Linked DNA regions of Homo sapiens: regions 1 and 2 are each linked to region 3. Evidence: chromatin loops called from intact Hi-C (ENCODE). Cell type or tissue: ovary. All regions are shown on one strand. Each heading gives the region's core, and the rest is flanking DNA. Links, peaks and the distances in the headings are about the cores only.

Region 1 (5,329 bases), core at 211-5,210, 270 kb before region 3:
TGACATTGAGTTTACACTGCAGGGATGAGAGAAGTAAATATTCCTATTAGTCAGTAAGGTTTGAATTTATAGCCTGAGACTCCTCAGACACTGACTGTCTGGGACCCTTGGAGACAGACCAGCATTGAATGAAACTGAAAGGTAGAGAATATACTGTGGCTGGGAAAAGTGATGGAGCAAATCTATGCAGAGATACAATAGTAGGATATTTAAGAGTTGGAAGGGATATTAGAGGCCCTGTGGTCATACTTCATTTTTCAGTTGGGGAAACTGAGGCTTAAGGAGGTCACAGAATGAGTTAGTCACAGAGCTGGGTTAGAAGCTTACTTTAGTGTTTCACCAACTACTCAGATGTCTGCACTACTGAGATACATAGAGAAAGAGCGTCAGAGGAAGGATTAGGGTGTCCTCTAGACCTCATTACACTAATGCAGTCCCTGGTAGGATCTAAAGACGTACTTGTCTCCAAGACACCTGACAAGCTGAGAGTATTGATTCATTCTTTCCCAACTTGGGATTGCAATGGTGAAAGGAATTTGGCATTTTATCTAATCAGCATTGGAAACTTGGCTTTCTTTTGGAGAATTCAAAAGTTCAGTTTAGGATATGTTCACAAGATACTTTCCTCCAGAATTAGGTGGGAGATAAATTATTAAATTTATGAGACTTGTCTTTCTTTCTTTCTTTCTTTCTTTCTTTCTTTCTTTCTTTCTTTCTTCTTTCCTTTCTTCTTTCTTTTCATGTAGCATTTCTTTTTCACATTGTTTCTGATGACCCTTAACCCCTGCTTTTTAAATTCAGTTTCATTTGTGTTGTCACATATATATCAGTTGTTGAGTCTTTAGTATGCGGAGATGCTGAGCTTGCCCTTCCAAGATGTTGGAAGGTCAACTCACTTTATGGTCTAGGTCCAGGAAACAAGAATATTTCCAACTCGCTGGGGACCATCTTGGCCTTGAGCAGAAATGGGATCTGAATTATTACCTAAGAGACCTTTGTAGATTGTCACAGTTGGCAGCCTCAGGACTTGAGCTAATCCTGGAAATTCTTTAACTTCCCAGAAAGAAGGTTCCACAAGGGCAGGCTGAGGTCCTCAGAGAGAGCAGATGGAATAGAGCTTACAACCAGTTGCCTTTACAACTGGACTTGGAGATAAATAATAACATTATACCCATTTTTTTTTTATCATGAAGCCTTTGACTTTCAGGGGATATCTATTCTTTATTCCTTTTACCCTGTATGTGGAAAAAAAATGCTCTGTATGAAAGAAAAGCAAGCAAACTTGTTGACTCAGTTCCCATGGTGAATGCAAGGCAGACCAGGCCAATAGAAACAACTCAGATATTACAAAAATGTGTTTCTTTCTGGCAGCTGCACAGTCAGTCCTTTATATCCAGTCACTGCAATCGCCCCATCACACAAAACCATTTCCAAGGTCATTATTCTGGTTGCGGGGGCTGCTTCCCCTACAAATAAATGTTGGTTTTACTAAATGTCCTCTCTCTCCAACTCACTTTATGGCAAATGAGGAGTAGCAAAGCATCATTTAGGAAGAGAAAGTGTAGAAAATCAGAGAGATGAAATACTACAGGTTTTCTAAAGGCTCAGGTTTATCTGGCTCAAGCAATACAAATTACAAACTATGGCACCACCTGTATAATCTGGTTTTAATTAACTTGAGGAAGGTACATCAATGTTATTTCATTAAAATCAAATTCTGTTTAAATGGAAAACCACCACTACAGGGTACATTGGGGCATTGTTCACTTGGGTTTTGGGGTTGGCAAGTAAATCCTGTATTTAGAAAAACCCAAGCAAACCCTGTTTTTTTGGAATCTTCTTATGCTTCGGAAGGCTTGTCATAGGTTCCTTGGAATGTAGGGGGTGCCCTGGTGAGGACCAAGGCACAGCTCAAGATGTTGTTTGCCAATTCTTCCTTTTATGACCCTTCTAGTCTTCTGTCTTCCTGCTCCCTGCCTGTCTCCATATCTCTTTAGTGCTTGGCCTTGATGCCCTATAGGACTCTCTCTCCCATTTGCCACTTTGAACTGAATGATTTGATCCCCACTGGGTGGACAGTGGATGACATAGGGCACTCTATAAACAAAGATGCTATTTCAGGCTTACAAGAGGAATGAGGCCCACGTGATCACAAGGGGCTGGTGAATAATAGAACCCTCTTTTGAAACTCTCACTTCACCAATTACCTAAGAGCTGGGAGGAACCTGAAAGATCCTATAATCTACACACCTCCTTTTCCGAGGAGGACACTGAGATTCGGAGGTAAAGAAACTGGTCCATACTAGTGAAGGCTGTTTGAGTGGGGCCTCCCCATTTCGACTCATGCCCTTTCCCCTCCAGCCTGGTGCCCCAGTTCTGCAGACCTGTTGATTACAACACAGCCCACGCCGAGAAAATCCTGCCCTGTCAGCAGAACAGCTTTACAAGCTGACATAGGACATGTGTGTGTTTGGAGTCAGGAGAATGGCTGAGTTTTAGTTCCAGTTCTGCCTCTGCTTTGCTGGCTTCAGCGAGTCACTTCTCCTTCCTTTGTCTATTTCCCCTATTGGGAAGGAGAAGATAATTAACCTTTCCACCTATCAGGCTCACTTGAGTGTTATAAAGAATAATGAGGTGATATTTGTAAAGTGCTTTGAGCTGCTGGGAAAGAGGAGGGGGTGAGCTCCGTGGAAAACATTATTAGCTGGAAGGACTTATCAATTGAGCTATTTAACAATAGCAGAGAGTAAGGATACTCAGAAATGAATTCCAGGGACTAGCCCTGCTTTGAATTTAGGAGGAGGATTAGTGGGAACCTAATAGGTATTCCGCTTCTCCAGTTTCTTCAGTGCACCGTCAAACTAGGAAAGGTAATTACATTCTTCTATGTCGGATTCAGCCCGGAGTTTCAATTGGGATGTCAAAGTGTGCTTGTCCTCTATTCTCATACTGAGGCTGTGTTATGGTGTGATTGTTAAAGCCTTGGGCATCTTCTATCCCCTGGGGTAATTTCGCTTAGGAGCTATACAAAGTAATTTCTATGCAGTGGCTGGGCTGCTGTTTATAAGGTTGATTAGTAGAGCTTCTAAATCTAAAGCGCCTGGGGAGCAATTTGGTTGAAGCAGGGAAATAAAAGGCAAGGTCTTTATCATGGTTGATCTTTTTTTATTGAGCCGCTCCATGGGAATTTTCTCAGTGACTCAGATGCATCTACAGTGCAAAACGTGGGGCTTGGTGGCTCTTTGACATGGCAATGGAGGCCTAGCCCCAGGTAAAGGTGAACTTGCCAGGTCACTAAATATATTTAGGGCCCCCTTTTAACTTCCTTTACTCTCACAGAGGGTGATGTTTTTGGGGCCCTGAAATGTGTGGGAATGTTTCCAAAAGATTGTTCTGATGAGGGATCTGTTTCTGCAAACTCCTGCCCCACTGTTTGAAAGACCGTCTGCCCCAAATTCAGGTCTTTCTCATTTTTAGGGCCAGGGAAGAAGACAGAGGAAGAGAAGAACTGGGGGAATTTTGTTTTGAACTTGTGCAGTCTCTGTGGGCTGACTGAACAGTGAGCCAGGCAGAAGGTGGCTCCCTCTTTAGTCGGCAGGAGCAGGGCTGAATTTTATCAACATCTTCTGCAGGTGTAGGGAGAGGTCAAGATGTCATTTGGAATGATAATTTCTCTGATCAAAGTTAAGTTAAGGAAATTACAGTGATTGCATCTTTGTCCCCTAAAGTTTATGAGCCTCTTTGTAATCGCTGCTTCCGCAAACCCTTCCCCACCTTCCCAAGTTCTCAGGCCTCCATCTGCAGGGGCTGCTGGGCTTTTCCCTCCAGGAAGGACGGGCTCGCCAGCTGGCCAGAGGTTCCTGTATTAGTGCTGCCCTGTACTGACTTGTGAGTCTCCAGTAACAATCCTCCGGTGTGGCACAGCTACAAGCAATGACCAGGGAGGCCCACCTTGAATCCTGAACCTCTTTGGGGGCTGACTCAGTCCTCTGAAACTGACTCTTGGATTCCTTCCTGGGTTTGCCACCAACTCATTTTTGTTTTTCTCAGCAAATCACTTCTCTGCCTTGAGACTCCATGAAATAATATAAGGTTTCCTTGGCAGGATTCTCTGACCTTTTTCAGAGACCCAGATTTCTTGTTTATTTTAATTTGAATGTCTCAATCCTCTGAAAGCATTTGGAATATTTTCTTCATTTCCCTCTCCCAAGGTATCTACTTTATCCCAGACAGGGCTCCCCCAGTGGGTTTTGAGGGGAAGGATGCTGAGGCTTTGGGCCCGGGCTCCTGTCCTTTACTTCACCTCTGCCAGGGCAAAGACCAGCACTGGGCTGACCTCCCTGGGCTGGGCCAAAAGAGAAGGCTGTGGAAGCCGCACGTCTCCGATGCTGCCCACTGTCCTTTCCCTCTGCAGCCACAGCTGCCTCCAGCCCCCCTCACCCCCGCCTGCTCTTTTTCTCAGTGAGCCTCAGCGCCAGTGCCCCAGTGAGCTGCTGGGAACAGAGGTCCGTCCCCTGCACTGGCCTCGGCTCCCCGCACCAGAACATTCAGGCATCAATGGGAAACAGCAAGATCTGTCGGCATCCCCCCCTTTCTTCAGGCTTTGAGGGCCACATTCTCCACGGCCATCTGTTCCCTTTCACCTCTCTGGACAATGTTGCTTTTTAAAGCCAGCGATTCTTCCTCCTTTATCCCCTCCTCTCCCGCCTCCCCTTCTTCTGTGCTCCCACCCTTTCTACCTCTCCTCTCTTTGCCCGATTCCTATGAAATTAGCCTCTCTTAAGATAAGATTTGCCCTTCCTCCATACAAAGCTGTTTTGCAAACACTATGGGTTTTTGAATTTTTATTTTTACATTTTGTTTGAAGTGAGGGCTTGCTACTTTTAAAGTTTGTGATTGTCTTGTGGAGGGGGTAGTCTTTTGATAGGGATAGGAAGGGGGAGGATAGAAAAACTTTTTAGTCATGAAAAAAGAAAATACAGAATAATAATGAGTTTTAGGTTCCTGCTGGCAGGCACTTGCCTCTTTAAAGAAGGAATCCTCCCTTTCCTTTCCTTGATGATCAGTTTAAGGAAATTTTTATGCTCTCGAGGTCTTCCCACCTTTTATTGTATTACTATTTTGTTGTTGCTGCAATGTTGTTGTTGTGCTGTTTTTAATTTAGAGCCAGGGCTTCTGTGGATCTGGTACAGCGGATTCCTTTGTCTTGGACAGAGCCATATACAACTCCAGAGGTTCCTGGATTCAGGCAGAGTGCCCATGGTGCCTTCTAGATGAAGCAATCATCCTGACTCAAGGGCTGGACATCAAGGGGTGTTTGCCCCAGGAC
Region 2 (5,329 bases), core at 211-5,210, 70 kb before region 3:
GAGCAGGTGAGTGGGCCCAAAGAGTAGGGCCAGGTGTCATGCTCAGCACAGCCAGGTAGGGAATGTGCACAGAACACATTAATTCGGCTTCACAGACACTCCCATTCTCAGCATGTACCCCATGGAAATCCAGTCACCCCCTTTAAAAGTTGGCTCCTTCCATGGCCGGGTGCGGTGTTTCACCCCTGTAATCCCAGCACTTTGGGAGGCTGAGGTGGGTGGATCACCTGAGGTCAGGAGTTTGAGACCAGCCTGGCTAACATGGTGAAACCCCATCTCCACTAAAAATACAAAAATTAGCTGGGTGTGGTGGCGTGTGCCTGTAATCCCAGCTACTTGGGAGGCTGAGGCAGGAGAATCACTTGAACCTAGGAGGCAGAGGTTGCAGTGAGTCGAGATCACGCCATTGCAGTGAGCCGAGATCGCGCCATTGTACTCCAGCCAACAAGAGCAAAACTCTGTCTCAAAAAAAAAAAAAATTGGCTCCTTCCAGCTTTGAGATCCTGAGGCCAGCAGCCAGGGATCCTGCTCTCTGCTATATGTCAGTGTTCCAGCACAGTGCCTGCGCATAAGAGGCCCTCAGCAGTGTCTTCAAAGAAGGAACCCCTCTGTCCACACAAAAGAGGGGGAGAGTGGTCAGGGCACTGCAGAGGTTGGGGTTGGGTTTTCTGGTTGTCTTTCTAGCTTGTCTTTGTGCTGGAAAGCAAACCTGAGCTCCAGCCTCTCCCAGCCCCTCCTTTCTGTGGAATGCAGATCACCCCAGCTCTCCTGAAAGATTGGTACTCAGAGCCTTTGAGCAAGCCCTGGGAAAATGCAGAATCTCAGGCTGTAATTACGAGCTGGAGAAGATCCCTCCCCCAGCTATAAATGGAGCAGAACCAGGAACCCAAGACAGCTGGGCTCACACAAAGGCAGCCCCTTGCTTTCTTGCTTGCTCCTACTTTTCCCACTGAGCTTGGCCCTGGAGAAGCAAACCCCTAATTCCTCTGCTGGTCTGAGCAGGAAATTCCCGTCAGCTTGTGGGAGAGGCCATCTGAGAGAGATTTCAGCACATCCATCCCCCCCGAGATCCAGAACCGTATCAAGTCCTACCCCAGTCCCGCAGAGCAGCTTCTTCCTCCACAGCTTCTGAGCTGCACCGAAGCAGGCCTCCGCCAGCCTTTGCTACCCAAGGCTGATGTTGGGTTTTTAACACTCAGCCAAGTCATAGGGAAGAGTAAGATTTACAATAATTGGGTACATAGCATAGCTGACTGGGCTGCACAGTGTGGCTTTTGGTCAGTTCTGGCATTCTGGTGGGAAAGCTGCACTGAAGAGGCAGAGAAATGCCAGCCCAGATGGCAGACATGGTGCATTTAAAAAGGCAGTGTGGTATAGATCCTCGCTCCTATAAACGCGGGCCTGGAACCTGCAGCAGGAGCATCACCTGGGAGCTTGTTACAGAAGCAGAATCTCAGGCCCTACTGAATCAGAGAATGGGTTTTAACAAGCTGGCCAGCGGACACAGGCACATTCAAGCTTGAGGCAGAGTGGAGCACAGGAAAGAACATATGGGTGCGTTCATCCCAGCCTTGTGGATTCCTAATGCCAGCTTTGTCACTCAGTAGTATGTGACTTTAAGTTAAGCTCCCTCTCTGAGCTTCAGTTTCCTCCCCTTTACAGCAGAGATGATGTAACCTATTATAAAGGGCTGATGTGAGGCTCGACCTGGTACCAGCAGGCTCCTACCCTAGTCAATGTTAGCAGCACAGAGATGATTGCTCAGGGAACATCAAAATCCTTTATTTCCCCAAGGCAACTACCTAGGAGATGCAGCTTCAGTCCGTCCTCTTGCTATTTCACTTTTTTATTTTCTGGGGAGACTTGTAGTCCCCTGACCATGAATTTCAGAGCCAACAGTGGTAAGCTTTTCATTCTAGCTACCCCCGTGTGAAATTAAGATCCAGAGTGCCCCCAGAGGGACCAAGCTTTCTCATGTAGAATAGATCGCTATGGGTGAAGGAACTGAATGAATGCGGTCTGGCAGGGTCAGTTCTGGGGACAGGGGCATTCCAGGAAGAGGAGATACAACATGTAACTTTCATAATGGATAAATGGCTCCTTGGCGGTTCCCCACAAGTGAGTAGTATCGAGTCTGGATTTCATTTCTTTCACCGTCTGTGAGTTTCCTTGAGAGAGAGTAGGATTCTCTTGTCATGGGGATTGGAGTTTTAACCCACTTTTCTTTGTTTGGTGTTGGTGTGTTCTGTCATTACAGTCCCCTACTGCTTTCCCAAGCTAATGTAATGGAACACAGGGATGGACAAGCCACGAGGGTCTGCAGGGACCTCAATGTCTCCATAAATGCTGGGCTGATTTTGCAAAGCTGCTTTCCCAACGGGGCTTGGCTAAAGCTGCTTTTCAAATTAGTTTTGTAGAGGAAAGGAGGGCAGGTCAGCTCCCAGGTACCAGTTGGGTGACCTGGGGCGAGTCCCTTAACCTCTCTAAGCCTCAGTTTCCTCCTAGGATGATAATGCTAATACGAGAATCTCCTTGAAGACAGCCATGCATGTCTCCACCCATTCTGGGGATAACAGAATTACTGGCGGATTAAGTAACGTGATACTTACAAGGAACATGGTACAGAGAGTGGAATATGGTCAATAAATGGTAGCTGCCATTTTTGTAGTCATTAGAAGAGGCGAGCCTTGAACGACTAGCCTCTGTTGAAAATTACAAACAAGAGAGTGGCCTACATTTGCAAACAGTGAGCATAGCCACCCATTCCTGTTAGGGTCAGCAACTGACCCTCCCTTCCCCCGCCTTCACTTTTTTTTCTTTAGCTGCAGGAGTTGAGACATGTGGCTCACCAGGCTACCTCAGTGAGTTAAAGCTTTAAATAAATACACACTCAAAACGGCTATCACATCACTGCCCCCATGACTGCCACAAGCCCCTCCCGACCTGGGAACGTCTCTTCCTCCCTCTCCCTTTCTCTGCTGCTAGAGGCCAGGCCTTGGCTGAGCCCTGGAGAGGGTATCTCCTTTGCACGTATGCTGGTCCCAGGGGCCCTGCACAGGGCAGATGAGGGTAGTCCTGATCCTGTACAGACTCTCCTCTTCCTGGGTTTGTTAGAAGCCTGGCCAGGCCCCTAGTCTTATGACTTCAACAGATGTTTCTGCTTAAGGAGCCCTGGCATCTTTATGGCCTGTTTTTTCCATTCTTGCCTCTCTTCCTCTGTCCCAGCAGCCCTGAATGCAATTTGGACTTTATTTTCTTTCTAATGGTTACAGGGATAGAAAGGGCTTTTTCCCCCCCATTTTCAGTTTTTGGCTTTTTCATTAGCTCATCAAGCTGGGTATGTCTGTGTTAGCTCACACAGACATATTCACACACGAACACACACATTCCATATGCATTCAGATCTGTACCCATGGTGTGTATTTCTTAATGTTGCACTGACATTTATTGCCACTTCAGACCCAGCCCATTTCAAAGCCTTCCTCCCTGCCTCCACCCCACACTTCACATTCATCCTCTGCCTAGCCTCACACAGGTCACCCTGAGCAGCCGACTGGGGTGTCACCCAGATGCTGATTCCAAAAACTAGTGCTGGCCTCGGCCTCCAGCAAGATGTGTAGAGCCTCAGTAACTCACCAGTCTGCCTCTGTGCTTCCAAGGAGTCTTGGGCTGACTGATGGAGTGAGAGCTGAGACTGCATTTGCCATGCATCTCTTCAAGCTCTGCCTGGCCAGCCAGTCTACCCAGGCTCAGGGGGCCAAGTTGACAGCTGTTAAAAAAAAGAACCAGTTTTCCATGAGCAGGCTTGAAACCAGTCTGGCCACCCCTTGGATCTACACCTGTAACTGCCCCCAGCTTGCCAGCATGGCAGGGTGTTCCCAGTCACCTCCCCCGCAGCGTTGGGGGTTGCCTGTCCCATCAGTCTGGTTCCCAGAGCAAAGGAAACCTGGCGATGTCAGGTCTTCAGCTTTTAGTCTATCTATGGCAAAGGTGCCTGGGGCTGGGACCTCTTTATTACCTCCTAAGCCTGAGGACTGGAACTGAACTTCTCACTGCAGGTATAAATAAATCTACCTGGAATCTTAAATGTTGATACCACCTGGCTGCCTTACCTGAAGTTAGACCCATTACCCACAAGAGGCCATCTAACCTCAAATTCTCTGTGTCTCTGCAGCCCTTCTTCCTAGGAGGGCAATGATGCCGAATCACCTGTTATGGCATTTTCATAATTCAGCTAACCATTCACTACTCTATCTGCCCATGATCCACCCAATGCTGACCATGGGTGGCGGGGCAGAGTGGCCTCTCTAGAATGTCTCCTCTTTAACACCCTCACCATGGAGGGGCCTTTATAGATGGCCCCATGAAGTTCTCACTAGGCGACTGCTCCTACCTGAGATGGGCCAGGCAGCCATGGACCCCTCCCCTCCCCTCCGGTTCCTGCCCTGCCCAACCTCATTCTGATGGTTTGGCCTTGTGCATCTCACTAGTGACTCTTTTCTTCCCTCCTTCCTATTTAAACAAATTAAAACTCCAGTTTTTCTTCATTTATGTTTTGGTGGCTGAGGTGGAGCATCTTTTCCCCAGTGGGTTAAGAGAGGCTGGTTGGAGAAGACAGCAACAGGAGAGTGAGTTGGGTCCCCAGTGGCATAGTGACATACACAGGGACAGTGGGAAATGGAAGCTGGAAGAAGTCCCAGAAGTAGGAGCAAGAAGAGTGACTGTCCTCCATGCTGGGTTCTGCCAGGGACTCTGGATGCGCTGAACAACAGCCATCCTAGAGATTTGAGGACACCTCTTCTGTTTGCTTTACTCATCACAGATTCATGAATAAAGACAAACAGGGGAGCCACCTCATTGGCTTTTCCATCTCTAAATAAATCCCTTCTGAATACACACCCCCAATGTGGATGCTATGGATGCTTCTCAAGAAACAACCATATGATGCTATGATAATCGATATCCTTCCAATGACTCAAATCAAATCAACTTGAGGAGCCTGATGGGTCTGATGCTCTTCTTCCCTGGGCCTCTGCACCTTTCCAGAGCCAGGCCCCCTGTGTGTGTGTGGCCGGTGGCGTGGGGGAGTTGCTTCTTTTCATTTTTGTGAGTGAAAATGAAAGGGTTCCCCACAACCAGCTGCAACAAGGATCTCTCACCCTGTTGCTAAGGAGTGGTGGGGTCCTGCTACCATGTGGTGCTCTGGCAGGCCTGGGGAGATCTTTAGGGATCTGGAGCAGCCACTGGATGTGCAGTCCTGAGCCCCTGGGATGTGGAAGTGATTGGCCGGCCACCTGGATGGGCCTCACAGTCCTACTGTCACTCCTCT
Region 3 (5,329 bases), core at 108-5,107:
TGAGAAACTCAAGTAAGATTTGTGCACAGAATCCCAAAATATAAAACCTTTGTCCAGCTCTCAGATTCTTCTCCCCCTTTTCTCAATGGGGTAACTGAGGACTGAGGCCTAACATGCAGGAGCCTGTATCAGAACAGGGAGGCTGCTGTGTGCTGCCAGAGATTGCCACCCCTCCCAGCCTCTCTGGGCAGTACTACACAGAGCTGGCCTCTGTGAGGGGTGCAGAGCAGCTCCGGGACTCCCACACAGAGCCCCTTTCTCCTGCGCTCTGGCCCAGAGCTCGCTCTCAGGGTCCTATAATTGAAAAGGCGACCGCAGGCCGGCAGTGTGACCTTTGGGCCTGCCTGGGCGGGTGACTGAGTTAGGCCCCCAGGTCCCCCACCCCTGAGAGGACCAGCCAGGCCCCAATTTTTCACAGACACAGCAAGGAAGGTGCAGCATGGCAGAGAGGACCGGGCTGAGCTCCTGGCTCCCAGCCCCCATGGGTCACTTGTCCCCTCTGCTCCACACTGTTCCCATTCACTATGCGGGATCAAGAACTACCACCCTCTCTTTGAGGATAGACAGGGAGAGAGGACAGGGTGTATGTCAGAGACTAGATGAGTTTGCAGCTGAATAAAAGGGTTTAAGCAGCCTGGTTAAAACAGGAAAGAGCCTCAGTACAACCTAGTCATAGTGCTGCCTTTGACTTTCTACATAGAAGTTTCTACAAAGATGGAATGTTCTAGAGTTGCACTGTCCAGTAGGACAGCCACTAGCCATATGTGACTATTGAGCACTGAGATGGAGCTGGTGTGACTGAGAAACAGAACCTTTACCTAAGTTTAAATAGCCACATGTGGCTAGTGATATCCATATTGGACATTGTAGGTCTCGCGGTGGGGGGAATGCTGAGGCTTTGGAGCCACAGAGATCTAGGTTCAAATCCTGACGCTGCAGCTGAAACTTAGCACTTCATGGCTAGGGCATGCTGCTTGACCTCTTGAGACTCAGTTTCCCCGTCATTTAACAAAATTTTTTTGTAAAGACAGGATCTCGCTATATTGCCCAGACTGGTCTCGACCTCCAGGCTTCAAGTAATCCTCCCACCTTGGCTTCCCAAAGTGCTGGGATTACAGGTGTGAGCCACTGCACCAGCCTCCCCATCATTAAATGTAGAGCTGAATAATATACTAAGTGAGCCTGGTGGGGGGCCAAGGCCCAGGGTCCAGCTCATAGGAGCTGATAGTCCATCTATTAGGACTGCTGCCTCGGCCCCTGCAGAGATCAGTCTGGTGGCTTCAGGCATCTGTGTCTAGGAGGGCTAGATTGATCCAGGCTTTTTCTTCCTATGTGTGTACTGAAGGAAGCCTGCAGGCAGGAAAAGGTTGTTTCTCCTTAGTGTGTGGAGGATTTGACAGAGCAGGTCCAGAAGTGCCAGGACAGGTTGTCAGGCTTGGACCTTCTGCTCTGTGCTCATCAGCTTCATGCTTCATAAACAGACATCCCTAGATTCATTTGGTGAGCCTGGTGGACCCAGGCTGGACAAAGATGGGATAAGAGGACATCTCCTGCCCTGGAGCTCAGCTGCCAGCTGTTTTCCTCCTAAGCTGCTGCCCATGAGCTGACTTTCTTCCTCCTACACCTGAATCAGAACTTACCTGTCCCACCTGGTAAAAATCTGCTCATTATTTGCCTGAGTGACAGCTCCTTGCCTTGGCCCAGGCACTGAGGTCTTCCTAAGATCTGGCCCTGCCCTTGCCAAGAAGCGCATCGCCACTGCACAACTCCGACAGGAGCACCAGGGACCATGAAAAAGAGGGAGCTCTGGGCTGGGTTGGCAGGTGAGATGGGGTGGGGAGAGCTCCCCAGCTGCTCTCTGAGGACAGCCACGTCCCTGGCCTTGCTCTGTGGGAGCCTCTGAGCCAGCCACCCTGGAAACCTTGGTGCTACCAGTGCCATGTCAGTGGGGGCTGCCCGGACCGAGAATCTGGGGCTCAGGACACTCAGCCCTGGGCAGCACTGACAGACCTGTCCTCATGGTGCATGGCAACAGGGGCTCATTCAGATGATGAGGGCCACTGGCCCGTGCCCCCTGGTGACAATGGCCAGGCAGGAGAGCTGGCAAGTGCCAGGGCAGCCAAGAGTCACAGAGGAAAACAGCCGTCATAGTGCCAAGGATAGTGAAGCTTGGTTTCCCCATCACCCCTTCATCTCATCTGCACCAAGTGTAATCACTCAGCCCTACTTCACAATCCCTCTACAAGGAATAGGACGGAATGAACTACACTCCATCCACAGAGGGAAACATGGAGGTTCAGTCACCTACAGAAAGTCACCTAGAGACTCTGCCTCAGGGTTCTCCCTGCCTTCTGCCCCACACCCCACCAGATCATCATCATCCTCGTCCTCCTGATCATCAACACCATTGTCATCACCATTTATTAAGTGCCTGATTTTGTGTGGAGCATGCATTGTTACATCATTTCATCCTCACTACAACTCTGTGAAGCAGGTATATTTATCCCCAGTTTACAAAGGGAGAAACTGAGGACCCAAGAAGTTATTAACTTGTCTAAAGCCACACAGCTCCCTGGAGTAAGAGAGAGGCTGTACAGCCCAGGATGTCACTCCCTGCACAGCACAACCACTCAGGAGAGAGGGGCGGGAGGGAGGAAAGGCTGGCGGGATGGTCTCTCCTCCATAACATGCCACCAAGCCCAAGACAAAGGTCTGCTGCTGGCAAGGGTGACCGTGTGGCCTGGAGGGAGGGCAGAGAGTGGACAGCGCTGGGGGAAAGCCCTGCAGAAGCATGCTAATCTGCACCCCTCCTCTCCACCCACGGAGCCTTTTCCTCCAGGCCAGCCTGTTCCACAGGAAAAACAATCTCCCCTGCCTGGGGACGTGAGGCCCTGGGGCCGGCTGGGCCACCTTCTGGTCTGTCTTCATTCAGATCCCATTTCTCTCCTCTCTGGAAGCTGGGGGAGGGAGTCACGCTGGGGAAGGCGAGGATGAGGCTAAAGTCTTCATCTGTCCCCCTTTAAGCCAAGCAAAGAAAAATAGCCCTTTGCCAAGATCTTTCATCTCAGTCATTTACTCTCGCAGATGTTTTCTGCAATATAAACAAGAAGCAAAGAATGTTGGGGAGGAGAAGAGGGCGGGAGGCGGGTAGGAGGGAAAGGAGGAGTGAATTGACAGCTTTGAAATCTGGGCCTGCAGAGGGCAGGAAACAGGACCTTGGGAGGGTCCCGACTGCCCTGAGAGCCTGGGCAACCTCAGGACACTGCACCGGGGCAAGCCAAGGGTCGCTTCCCAGGGTGTCTTTGAAAGGAGATTCTGGAGAGGCAGCCCAGCCCTTGAGTGGGTGGTCTCCCCAGACGCCCTCCCTCTGCCTGGGAAGCGACACATGGACGGCAGCTGCTGGGGCCCTATGGGCCCAATCTGGAGCCATGCCCTGCCAGGGAACACACCTGCCCACCTTAGCACTCCCCAAAAGTTCTGGGGCAAGGACGCTCAGCCTGCTGCCAATGGAGGCATCAGTAGGACTGACAAGAGATGCTGACACCTGCAATGGGCATTAGGGTGCATGCGGGGGAAAGAATCTTGAGCTGGTGGGGGTTGGCACCTCCTACAGTGGGTCAAGAAATAAACCAAGGAAATCAGGTGTCTCTGAGTTCACTGTTCTGTGAGATTCCTATTGATGTCAGTAGCTTTTAAACGAATAAGCCATGGATTACGAACTCAAATGCCAATGGGGGCTGGCAGTAACCCACAGGAGCAAAGCCAGGTGAGCACTGCCCTGACTTGAAGAAGGCTGGCCCATCTAAAGGGGGCACCACCACTCAGTTTCAGCTGGGTATTTAAGACAGCCTAGAAATCCAGAGTTCTGTATAAAGTATCCTGTTTTTAAAAATATTTGCACTAATTAAAAACAAAAAGCAGAAAAATACCGGGCTGGACACGTGAGACGTGCTGCTGAGTAGCTTTTAGTTTGTGAATCGTGGATTTGAGATTTTTGCAAAATATGCTGGTTGAATGAATAAATGCTTAGTCTTTCTGCTCTTCACTTTAAAAAGGGATTTGTGAGAAGCTTGGATAAGAATCCAATAGCAAGCTTTTATTGGGCATCTACTATCTCCCCAAAATGGAGCTAAACATTCTGATGGATTCAGAGAATCAGAGGACCTGGTCTTGCCCTTGAGGATTTACACTGTAGTTGGGAGACCGAATCAGCTCCTGGTGCAGAGCCTGGGCAGACACGGGGTTCCAGAGCATGCGGCAACAGACACTGCTCCTGCCCTCAGGGAGCTACTGTTCTGATCTGTCTCCTGTTCTGTAAAGTGGGAACACACAGGAAATGAGACCAGTCCTTGACAGTCCTTGGTTATGCGGCACAGAATGTTTAGGGGAAGGGGAGAAACTAGGCAATGCTCCCAGAGGGGGCGGTGTTTGGGCTGAACCTTGAAAGATGGGTAGGAAGAGCCACTTGTTTCCAGCTGATAAGTGAATTCTGAAACTGGCCGACTTCTCACCCAGCCAAAACATTGAGAACTCTGCAGGATCAAAACCCAGGACCACCAAAATGAGGGAGTCCTGCTTGCTAAGAAAGAGTGGCTGTCCCACATCTGCCATCAACATGTCACCAAATCGCGTATAGTGTCTCCAGGGGAAAGTCCCCTAGAGCCTTCAGGGGAAAGTCAGTGAATGGGTGGCTTGAGCGGAGCTGCAGCCACAGAGGAAGGCCAGCCATTTAGGAAGCAGTGACAGGCAGGCCTGATGTCAGCAACCTTTTTGAAAGGAAAGAGGGGGACAGATTTCACACAAGGGCCCTTGAGGGTTTCTGAGTATCCGTGGTTTCCCGTGAATGACTATAGTTTTGTGCTCCTTGCAAGGAAAGGAACGGAAAGGGAACCAACTCTGAGATTCCCACATATTCCACAAACACACTGCAGAACAGGAGAAATTATTCCCGCTTTACAGAACAGGAGACAGACCAGAGCAGTAAGCCTCCTGAGGGCAGGAACCATGTCTGTTGCTGTTGCTGCACGCGCTGGAATCCCTGGTGCCTGCCAGGGGTCTGCACCAGGGGTTGATGATGCCAAATGTGACTTGTTTGAGATCTTACAGCCAGAAGTGGCCCGGGGGAAATTCAATCCCAGATCTGCCAGACCCCAAAGCCCTGGTTCCTTCTGTGATGCTGGGGAAATCTGCATCTCCATAGATTCCCAAAGGTCACTTAAAGGAGAATGCTGGATGCTCCAAAGTTTGAAAACTATGAGCGGATGCACTCCATCATGGGTTGGTATGCCCAAGGAAGTGTTAGCATGAAGGGGGCGTGGCATGCAAACAT

The links. Peaks named below come from ENCODE experiments on the same cell type or tissue, not always from the same donor. Only the 100,000 strongest peaks of a DNase experiment are listed, where the experiment ranks them.
Region 1: it touches region 3 in a loop (1.9-fold over the local background); 4 of 110 quality-filtered maps call a loop at or near these places.
Region 2: a loop joins it to region 3, with 2.1 times the contacts of the local background. A loop is called at or near these places in 3 of 110 quality-filtered maps.

Annotation. Positions count from the first base shown.
Region 1 is chr14:68,390,467-68,395,795 of GRCh38, forward strand. The region is part of intron 8 of RAD51B (RAD51 paralog B); the gene reads left to right. LOC101927971 (a long non-coding RNA gene) reads right to left here. Exons shown (of 4, transcript XR_245776.5): 4 at 4,830-5,329. Among named protein-coding and RNA genes, the nearest start is that of RAD51B-AS1, 290 kb to the right of the region's middle. In ovary, for the core only: no CTCF peak of the experiment used is centred there; DNase peaks (open chromatin) are centred at 2,415, 3,848 and 4,450; H3K27ac peaks cover 4,922 bases.
Region 2 is chr14:68,586,560-68,591,888 of GRCh38, forward strand. It overlaps a transcript of RAD51B not described here. Among named protein-coding and RNA genes, the nearest start is that of RAD51B-AS1, 96 kb to the right of the region's middle. In ovary, for the core only: no CTCF peak of the experiment used is centred there; DNase peaks (open chromatin) are centred at 3,032 and 3,612; H3K27ac peaks cover 4,672 bases.
Region 3 is chr14:68,656,341-68,661,669 of GRCh38, forward strand. The region is part of intron 2 of RAD51B-AS1 (RAD51B antisense RNA 1); the gene reads right to left. It also overlaps a transcript of RAD51B not described here. Among named protein-coding and RNA genes, the nearest start is that of RAD51B-AS1, 26 kb to the right of the region's middle. RefSeq lists a silencer at 1,744-1,872. In ovary, for the core only: no CTCF peak of the experiment used is centred there; a DNase peak (open chromatin) is centred at 2,861; H3K27ac peaks cover 4,532 bases.